Linked DNA regions of Homo sapiens: region 2 is linked to region 1. Evidence: chromatin loops called from intact Hi-C (ENCODE). Cell type or tissue: PC-3. All regions are shown on one strand. Links, peaks and the distances in the headings refer to the core of each region. The heading gives the core; the rest is flanking DNA. Region 1 has its middle 5.5 kb from the start of RHOH. Region 2 has its middle 52 kb from the start of LINC02265.

Region 1 (5,382 bases), core at 167-5,166:
GTGTGACCATTATTATGAAATTATCAGTATGCTCTGATTACAAAGATCAAGGGAGGCCGGGTGCAGTGGCTCATGCCTGTAATCCCAACATTTTGGGAGGCCGAGGCGGGTGGATCACCTGAGGTCAGGAGTTTGAGACCAGCCTGGCCAATATGGCAAAACCCCGTCTCTACTAAAAATACAAAAAATTAGCCGGGCATGGTGGTGTGTGCCTTTAATTCCAGCTACTCAGGAGGCTGAGGCAAGAGAATCGCTTGAACCTGGGAGGGGGAGGTTGCAGTGAGCCACGATTGCGCCACTGCACTCCAGCCTGGCGCCAGAGCGGGACTCTGTCTCAAACACAAAACAAAACAAAACAAAACAAAACAAAACAAAACAAAACACCATCAAGGGAGCAGAGAATAACAAGCTGAAGAAGAAAGCAGCATGGTGGTGCTGCGTCTTGAAAAAGCTCCTACAACCCTACAACCCTGGAATTTTCCACTAGGTACTTGGCTCTGGTTATAGTTCTCTCTCCATGGCAGTCTGTGATGGAAAAGACTTTCAAAGATTCAGAGAAGAGACTCAGAAAGGACTCAGAAGGGTGGAGGACTGAGCAGTGAAGTGGAGGAATGGGGCTGAGAGATGAGCACCAACTTGGCCCCCGAGTAAAGCTGCGTGATCAGCTTCTCCCGCTCGCAGGTATGGGCAGAATAGGAAGCGGACTGTGCATCAGCAAGGAGGAGCCAGGACTTGGTGATACCTGATGATCATTAAACCTACGGATTTACGCCGATGATAAAGACCATTGAACATTATGGCGAGGCGCGGTGGCTCACGCCTGTAATCCCAGCACTCTGGGAGGCTGAGGGGGGCAGATCACCTAAGGTCAGGAGTTTGAGACCAGTCTGGCCTACATGCTGAAACCCCATCTCTACTAAAAATACAAAAATTAGCTGGGCATGGTGGTAGGCCCCTGTAATCCCAGCTACTTAGGAGGCTGAGGCAGGAGAATCGCTTGAACCCGGGAGGTGGAGGTTGCAGTGAGCAGAGATTGTGCTGCTGCACTCCAGCCTGGGCGACATGGGGAGAGGGGAGAGTCTGTCTCAAACACACACACACACACAGACACATACACACACACACACACACAAACATAAAATAAGACCATTGAACATTAAAATGGCTTTAGGATATTTTTTAAAAGACTTTACATTTTTCGTCTTTCTATGAAGGACTTTCCTGACCATCCTTTTTAAATATGCACCCTCCAAGTTTTCTATCCCCCTTCCTTACTTTGCTTTTCTTCTTAGTAATTAGCTCACTGTAACATATTCTACTACTAGAGTTTCATATTCATTGCTTGTCTTCCTAATACGTAGATATAAACTCAGGCGAGCAGGCTATTTCTGTTCTTGTTGTTCGCTGCTGTCTCCCTGGCACCTAGCCGAGTGCTCAATAAGTATTATAGCAAGTGTTCAGTAAATATTTGTTGAATGAAAGGATAAATTCTCATTTATCTTAGGGCATTTGTAACGGGGCAACCAGATGGCTTCAGGAGGCACCTCTGAAGATTCTGCATTGCTCAGATTATGCATAAGGAATAAAATGTCATTAACAATTTGATTTTAAATTTTCTGTGTCCTTTTAACTCATTGTGACAATAAACACATGACATTAGAATCCTCTGAGTGATGTGTGAGTTTCTGTGACTTTATTCCACGTGAATTTGGGCCCTGCCAAAGCTTCTCAAATTTTTCAATTCAACAGTTGTTATTTAAAGAGGGGGTACGGATGGAGGGGGAAAAAAACTCCAGAAAGCAAAAATCCAAAAGAGGAGTGGCTAATAACAGCCACTGTGTATTGAGCATTCACTGTATTCCAAGCATGAGTCAGGTTTTTTTTTTTTTTTTTTAAATAGAACTCTTCCAAGCTAGATATTATACCTGTTTTGCAGTTGGGTAGATCGGGGCCTCATCCTTAGTAATAAGTGGAGCCGGGATTCGAATCTTGCTTTGTCTGAATCCAAATGTATACTTTCTCCAAAATTTCAGATTGCCTTTCAGTTTAAGCTTCAACCTGTTCCCTCCAGAACAGTGAGGAGATCTGTTACTTTGAAAAGATGGCAAATTAACACTCGGTCTGCCCTGCCTTACAACTGAAATGTTTGCAACGCCCGCTGTGAGCAGATGTGCTGGGTTGCAGTTACCCTGTGATGTTTGTGCTCAAACTGAAGATCCCTATCAATGCAACGAGTAAGACATGAGTTTGAGAAGAAGCAGTGATCACCTTCTTCTTCACTCTTCACGCTGATGAATTTCTACATCACTGTGCATGTCCTGTGCTTTGCAGTCATTCCCTAGGAGCTCGGGCCCTTGACCCAAAGATACTGCTCTTACTAACACTACATTTTAAACTCCTCCTCTGGACTCACTCTCAGAGCCTGCCGCACAATCTTTAAAAACTTTGTCAATGATTGCAAAATCTTTTTCCTTTTAGAGTGGATTTGATTTTAGGAGACAGCCATTCGGAGCTACATCCAGTGAATAAGGTGGGTTAAAAAGCCATATACTATTTTGAGTCAAAAACAAGTTGTGAACAGAATGCAGATACTGGTTTTGTTTTGTAGTTTATTAAGCTGTCTCTCAAGGATATTGTAAAAAGGGTCTAAATGCACTTTGACTCATGTCTGTGATGTTGCAAAAGCGCATCAACTATCGAGGGACTGCTTTGAAGGGAAACGGTCATTTGACTACATTTGCTCTGCTCTGACAGACTTTTTAGAAAAAGTTGTATCATAACTTTAGAGCCACAGCTTGAATTATTACTTTGGGTGCTATCATCTTCCGCAACAAGACTCTGTCTTCTTATGAATTATGGCTCTGCAATAAAACGAACCAGGATGTGAATGTTTGCTAGATCAATACAGTAATCCAGGGCAAACAAACCAGAATAAACATGGCAGCTGAGAATCCTGAGAACCGAATATTCACTGAAACAAAAAGCAATATGTTATGATACATTAACATATTTAAAGAGAAAATAAATGATGAGAATAACAGCAGGGGAAATGATGTTTTTATGGTTATGGCAATAAGAGGGAAGCTAGAAGATGTTTCAAATGCTATTACCTGGTTAGGGAGGCTGGTTTTTTTTTTTTAATAATGAATTAAAATGCATAAAGAGGAAATCACCCATGAGATTTCTAGCCTGTGGCATTTTGAAGCTATTTCAATATTCAGCATTTAAAAAGTATTTTATATGAATGTATTTTTACACTAAAAGTTACATCAGAATTAAGATCATTCTCTTAACATTTTATAGTTCCCATCATGAAATCTCTCAATCAGAAAGAAAGGATATTTTGTTTTAATACAGTTGTTCATCATCCAGTGGGGAGCTGGGTGAGAATAATTGCAATACGACTAATGGCCTGAGTTTGAAATTCAAAGCCTTCAGACAAGGTTTTAGTACATATTACCTATCTTCACAACTCACTGAAATATTTTATTAGGTGGCATAAATGAGGGTCTGTGTAAACATTAAAAGCTACCCACTGAATCTACATCATTTCTGTTAATATGCTAATAGCAAGGGGGAGGGAAAGGCATCTTACTAACCCAGCGTTGAAATAATTTAGTAGATGACTCAAGTCTCAAGGTTTCTAAGATTTACTATTCATACAATTACAATTGTCATTAAGAGTTTTCGCTGGCGTAAGTGGCACAACACCTTTGCAATGAGCAAACATAGTACTTATGCATGAGTTCAGGGTACACAAGTAGTTGTCATATTATTTAAAAAACCTCAATAAAAGAGGTCTTTGTTCACAGGAGAATATTAAAGTAAGCTGTTCTTTTGCCATATCAGAGAACATTTCTGATGAAGGTGGTTTTGAGAAAGTAAGTCTTTGCTTTTTCACCTTGACCTGAAGGGGACCGTTTGCACAGGGAATCCTGGAGGGGGCATGTTTAGGGCCAAGAAAATGGGCCTTGGGGCTCTGGCTGCTCCTCGTTGCCCACGGTGGTTCAGTTCTCTCTGTGGGGAGGCAGCGGGAGTGACAGCCAGGACAGATGAATGGGGTGAATCTTGGTTCTGGTTTTCTTAGGCCATAGGGTCTTATGCAAATCATTTAACCAGCTGAAGTCTCTGTTTCCTTGGCTGTTAAAATAGGGTTTAAAGTGTTTACCATAAAGGGCAGCTGTGAGGCTGTGAGATGGGAGAATCAATCTATTTATTGGTCAGAAAGTGGTTGTTCAGTACCTTGGATTTCTGAGTGGGCAAGGCTGGACCCTGAGCCCTGGGACCTCTGAAGTGAACACTGCAGGGCCATTTGGTGAGTGCTCTGGCCGTGTTAACACGACGTGCTATGGAGCCCTTGGGAGGGCACCTCACTGGGCTTGCAATGGAGGTGGGTGGTGGCTACAGATGGCTTCCTGGAAGATGGCTCAGAGGGGGGCTCTGATTCCCAGTTACGAACTGTGGACCCATGGTTTCCCTCCTCCTGCCACTCTGAAGTCCCCAGGATTTCTCCCAACCCCATCCCAAGGACAGACTGCACAGCGTCAGAAGGGACACGCCCTGGGGCTTGGGTGCGTGTATGTCTGTGAATGTTTGCATGTATTTTCAGCGTTTGCTTCCTCCCCTCACCACTACCCCTGTCGGTTAAAAGTCTGTTAAAAGAATGAGAGCGAGAGAGAGAGAGAGAGAGAGAGAGAGAGGAGAGGAGGGGCGGGGTGGGGGAGGAGGGGAGTGGGGAGAGAGAAAGAGAGAAACACCAAAAAGACATTTTCAAGGAAGGAAGAAAATTAGATGGCAACCCCCTGTCCCCTCCCCCTAAGAAAATCCTCTCTGAGATTAAACTGTGTGAAGATTAGAGGCGTGTAGGTCAGGAGCAGGAGGAAGCCCAACGCTGGACTGTACCAGATCATCTAAAACTGGCAATTCCAGGCACAGAAAACCAGTTCTTCAGAAGCAGAAGGGTGGTCAGCCAGGGGGTGAAAGGGACAGGGGTCTCGCAGCCAGGTATGACAATGCCCTTCCTAGTCCTTTCCAGGATGGGGTGGGACACACCCAGTCCATCCTGACTCTGGAGTACGTCTCCACTTTCGTGCAGAAAATGGTACAAGGCCTGAGGCCTGGAGCTCGTTATAAATCATGCTGGTGGCGTTTCTTGCTTTGTTTCCCAAAGGGCAGAGCCTCATCTCCCCTTCTACTTAGGAGATGGAGGGGATCTGTCCATACAGGCAGCTGTCCTTGTCTGACTCCTCTGCTTTCTGAAGGGGAGACATTGTCCCCCTTAAAGGACACTGGATCTCCTGTTGGAGGGGCAACCAATTTTGAACTCTTTGCCTCTTTAAATCTTTTAGAAACTTGGATGAGAGAAACTTTTTATCCTGAATT
Region 2 (5,382 bases), core at 202-5,201, 64 kb after region 1:
AAGGAAATGAAACAATAGGAACTCAGATGCTGCTTGCAGGAGTGTAAATTGGCATAAAATTTTGGCATTAGTAGTGTTGAATATCCTATACTCTTAACCCAGAAATTTCATGCTCTAGAGATATGTTGGCATAGATTTTCTGGGAGACATATACGAAAATGTTATTAGTAGCATTGTAGATAATAGCAAAAACTAGAAATGACCCAATGGCATCAACAGAGAATGGCTAAAAAATGGTGTATTCACCCATGGAATATTATGCAGCAATAAAAAAGAATACATTTTAGCTATACATATCAATATGAACGAGCATAGACAATGTTGAAAGAAAAAAGCAAGTAGTAAAATAATATATGGAGTATGATTTCACTTATATGAAGTTCAAATGCAAGCAAAACATAATAGTGTTAGGGTTAAAAATGGTTTTCTGCCAAGTGTGATGGCTCACGCCTGTAATCCCAGCACTTTGGGAGGCTGAGGCAGGCGGATCACGAGGTCAAGAGATGGAGACCATCCTGGCCAACATGGTGAAACCCTGTCTCTACTAAAAATACAAAAATCAGCTGGGCGTGGTGGCGCATGCCTGTAGTCCCAGCTACTCAGGAGGCTGAGGCAGGAGAATTGCTTGAACCAGGGAGGGGGAGGTTGCAGTGAGCTGAGATCGCGCCAGTGCACTCTAGCCTGGAGATAGAGCGAGACTTCGTCTCAAAAAAAAAAAAATTGTTTTAAACACAGAAATCATTAAAGTAAGTGATTACCTCTTCTGGTCCCGGGGTGTCACAGGTATTGGTAATGTTCTATTTTTAAGTTTGGGACATAGGCACTTGAGTGTTCATTGATTTTTTCCTATTATTTATTCTTCAAAATATCCAGATATATTTTATGTATTCTTTTGTGTGTATGATATAATTAATTAAAAAAATTTAAAGTTTGGGTTCTAAAGCAAAACTGTCTGAACTTGAATCTCAGCTCTGCCACTCACTAGGCTCTACAGCCTTGTGTAAGTTAACTAACCTCTTTGTGTGTCAGTTTCCTCATCTGTAAAATGGAGAAAATAACATAGTGAGCATTAAAGGAGCTAATGTGGGTAAAGGCTACACTATGTCTAGTACAATAAATGGCAGCTATGTCATTCTACTGTTATACACCTCAGAGCTGGCAGGATTCTACTGTTTATGGATGAAGACACAGGTATTGAGACCATTGCCTGACCTGCCTAAGCCCACAAATTGGTGGTAGACCCAGACCACCTCACTCGTCCTACTCTTTGCTGCTCTTTTCTGTAAACTTCCTAAGAAGAGAGGAACCTGGGGTTTTTACTTGTTCGCTTTTCATACACTTGCTTTTCAACCCATGTTTGCTGTACTTGAATTCTTTCTAGTATTGTTTCTTAGCACAAATAGGTAACTTTCAATATCTCACAGAAGGGATCAACAGAGGCTCAGTCCCTTATCGTATGTGAAGACATCTCCATTCACTTGTTTATTTACTCAGAATGTACTGAGTTCTTTAGGTTCTTTACGGGGTTTATTCAGAGAAAGTGGAGGACTCAGTGACTCACAGAGCATCTCTCCATAGCTGGACTTGCCGTGTTGTTTCCTAATTATTTACTTGTGTTTCTATCATTGCACCTTGGCCTTAGTGTCAAGCTGTGCAATAGCCAAAGTTCCCGCTTTCATAGAGTTTAAGGATTTAATTAGGGATAGGGGTGTGAACAGTAGTTATAAAATAAACAGATAAGATCAATGTAGCTGGGTGCAGTGGCTCACGCCTGTAATCCCAGCACTTTGGGAGGCCGAGGCGGGTGGATCATGAGGTCAGGAGATCGAGACCATCCTGGCTAACACAGTGAAACCCTGTCTCTACTAAAATACAAAAAATTAGCCAGGCATGGTGGTGGGCGCTTGTAGTCCCAGCCACTTGGGAAGCTGAGGCACGAGAATCGCTTGAATCCAGGAAGCGGAGGTTTCAGTGAGCCGAGATCATGCAACTGCACTCCAGCCTGGGCGACAGAAAGAGACTCTGTCTCAAAAAAAAAAAAAAGAACAATGAACAATGTAGATGGATGTTCGGTGCTATTAAGAAAATAAATTAGGAAAAGGGAGAGAGGATATTTAGCATTTTGGTAGGATAGGGAGGCCTGATAGAGCAGAGGCCCGAATGATGTTGACAGACCACATCAGTGATCTGGTTTTAACACAAACAACCTCTTTGTAAAAGAAAGCAGGCTTAGGTTTTTCCCTATTGCCCTGCGAGGGACACACATGCTTTTTACCATGATGAGTGTTCAATATTGCACAGCACCCTCCAGCAGTGACTGCCTTCATTGGGGATTCTAATCCATCTGTCTGCCTGCTGGGAATGACTGAATTGGGGCAGTTTGAGGGGATGGATTATCAAATAGAGCAGAACAGAAAATTGGCATGATTCATAGAACCAGGGTGGTGCTGGGGGGTTACACAGGCAAGCGGTTTCTAATGGATTCTGCACAAAAGGAAGGAAATGACTAGAACTCAGGGCCTACATAGGACTCAGAGTGAAGACCTCGCCTGCAGGGCCCTGAGGAGAGATTCCAAGAATCTGCAGGCTGAGCATGTGTGCTTGTGGCAGCACAGGGTTGAGAAGCAGCGAGGCTGCAGCTTGCTGGAGCCCAACTATTGATGCAGTTGAACGTCCTTTGTAGCCTTGTTTAAATAGAACATAATAAGGCGGCACAGTCTGTCTGTAGAACTTTTACACTAATTGAAACAGATATGGGTGCAATTTACAAGTGAGTCACCAGAGCTAACCCAAGGGCAGTTGTTGCATCGTAGATCTGTTGTCTTGGGGAATTGACTTACTGAGGTGTTGGACTGAAGATATTTTTTTAAAAAGTTTTCAGACAGCCCTAGGTAAATCACTGCACATGTGTACTTCTCAAATACATCTCCTCCCTCTCCCCTTTCTCTTCCTCCTCTTCATCGCTTCTGTCTGCAGCCCGGGGGTACCTCTCTCACCCAACTTTGATTGCTCTAGCATCAAACAGTGCTGTGCCCATAGTAATGCTGAACCACATTTCTTAAGTGAATCAATCCTCACAGTCATCAACTCCACACATTAATTCATTTAGTACTTTAAAATTTTCCAAAGTGCTTTTCCTTGTCTTATTATAACAATTGCCAGCATTTGGTCAGCACTCTAGAGGTTATAAAGTACTTTGTGTACACTGTCTCCTATGACATCACAGCAATGCTGTGGGTTATTATTACTTGACTCATTTTGCAGGCAAGGAAGCTAAGGTTCAGGAATGCTAAATGACTCATCTGTGACCATGTAACTAATGCTTGGCAGAATCAGGATTTGTACTTAGATCTCTTGCTCCAAACTCCCTTTTTTCCATTCGATGATGCTTTCATCTGATGCTCTGGATGACCCTGTGAGGTGTTAGTGTAAGAGATGAGGTCCAGGAGGGTGACATGGCTCATCCAGGCCACACACATGCACTCACTGACCAGAAGTGAGGTCTTCCATCCAAGCCTTGGCTGTCACTATTTTCACCCTTATTGTCAGAGCATATTTTTTTAACTGAACCCACTTACTGTGTGGTTGTCTGCTAGGCATTCATTGAGTAAACAGATATTGATGCTATCTCTGTTTAACAAATGGAAAAGTCAGAAAGAAGGAAATAATCCATAAATCCAGGCCTCAAACTGTATTTACCTTACTTCTCTGGATACTGCATGCAAACCCATACAATTTTTTTTTAATCTCTTGTTAGTGTAGATCCTTTCATTGAGCTCAAACCTAAATCAACATGGCAGAACATTTTCCCCGGCTTCTCTGTTATTTACTGGACTCCCATTTTTTGGAGTTGAAGGGGACCTCAGGGAGGATTTAGCCCAATCCTATCATCTTACAGATGAAGAAACTGACTCTCCTCTTTGCCCAAGACACACAGATGGCTTTGGGCAAGTCGGGACTTGAGGGCCAGGCTTTGGCTCCCAAGGGCTCTCACTTGTTCCTGCAGGCCTCAGAACTTCCAGCCTCTAACATGGAGCTTTGGACTCTGCCTATTCGTTTCAGGTTTCTGTGATGGAAGTTTAAAGGCTGCTGGGTGTGGTGGCTCATGCCTGTAATCCCAGCGTTTTGGGAGGCTGAAGCGAGCAGATCACCTGAGGTCAGGATTTCCAGACCAGCCTGGCCAACATAGTGAAACCCCGTCTCTACTAAAAATACAAAAGTTAGCTGGGCGTGGTGGCAGGCACCTGTAGTCCCAGCTACTTGGGAGGCTGAGGGAGGAGAATCACTTGAACCCAGGAGGGAGAGGTTGCAGCGAGCCAAGATCATACCACTGCACTCCATCCTGGGTGACAGAGAGAGACTCCATCTCAAGAAAAAAAAAAAGAAAGAAAATGTCAGAGACAAAGGCTAGCACATGAAACCAGTGAGTAGAGAACAGGAAGACACAGGACACGCCAGCCAGCCAGAGGCACTGCCTGGCTTATTAGCAATAAGCTCAACTGCTAGAGCTGTGTGTCCTGAACAACTCAGGCTGGGGCTTTGTGTGTTCAGGGGCACCCCAGAGATACTCTCCCACCCCTTTCCCCAAATGCTCCTCAGGAAAATCTGCAATCTAGCCTGGTTGGCACAAGTGAAAGAAATCATAACGGAAAGAGATTCTTTATATTGATGTCTTTCTATGTCTATCCTAAGAAAACCCACAGATATTGCACATTCATTGGTGAAAAGATTAGAAGCAATGAAACAAAATGATAATAAAAAACACTTCAATAGCTACTGTTACATCTTTTTTTGTCTCTACCATTCCAGACTTTTTCTTATCCACATATGTGTGTATTTTTACAAAAATAGGTTCGTATGGTGCAATCTGATTTGCAATCTACTTTTTTCATTTATTATATTGTGAACAGCTTTCAGTATCAGTATGTTAACGAATATACATACTCCTACACTGTGTAATGGCAGTGTGTTAGCCTAGATTTTTCCAAGGAACCTGTAACCATGTTTGTTAATTGTATCCATGGGCTTCTAAGGGGTGTGTGTGTGTGTGTATGTGTGCATGCACACATGCATATATATATATACACACACACAAATAGATATATACATACACATATATAAATAGCCTTGCTTAGACTCATAGTAATAACCTCAGATATATCCAGCACTATGTACTTTACATATATTAATTTATTTACTTATTGTAAGCACCCAAGATAAAAGTAGAATTTTCATCCACCCTTTACAGATGAGGAAACTTACTCAAGGTAAGACACTGGCATGTGGTAGAGTCAGGATTCAGTCCCGGCAACCTGGCCCCCAGCCTGGCCTCCTGACTACCACCCTTCCAATAATGGGCCCACCTATTGGGTTGCACATTCT

What was found. Peaks named below come from ENCODE experiments on the same cell type or tissue, not always from the same donor. Only the 100,000 strongest peaks of a DNase experiment are listed, where the experiment ranks them.
Region 2: a loop joins it to region 1, with 4 times the contacts of the local background. A loop is called at or near these places in 10 of 110 quality-filtered maps.

What each region holds. Positions count from the first base shown.
Region 1 is chr4:40,188,809-40,194,190 of GRCh38, forward strand. It overlaps a transcript of N4BP2 not described here and a transcript of RHOH not described here. Among named protein-coding and RNA genes, the nearest start is that of RHOH, 5.5 kb to the right of the region's middle. RefSeq lists a silencer at 1,393-1,442 and enhancers at 4,210-4,569, 5,090-5,229. In PC-3, for the core only: no CTCF peak of the experiment used is centred there; a DNase peak (open chromatin) is centred at 2,883; H3K4me3 peaks cover 1,736 bases; H3K27ac peaks cover 3,139 bases.
Region 2 is chr4:40,252,555-40,257,936 of GRCh38, forward strand. No RefSeq gene overlaps it. Among named protein-coding and RNA genes, the nearest start is that of LINC02265, 52 kb to the right of the region's middle. In PC-3, for the core only: no CTCF peak of the experiment used is centred there; a DNase peak (open chromatin) is centred at 3,267; H3K27ac peaks cover 4,149 bases.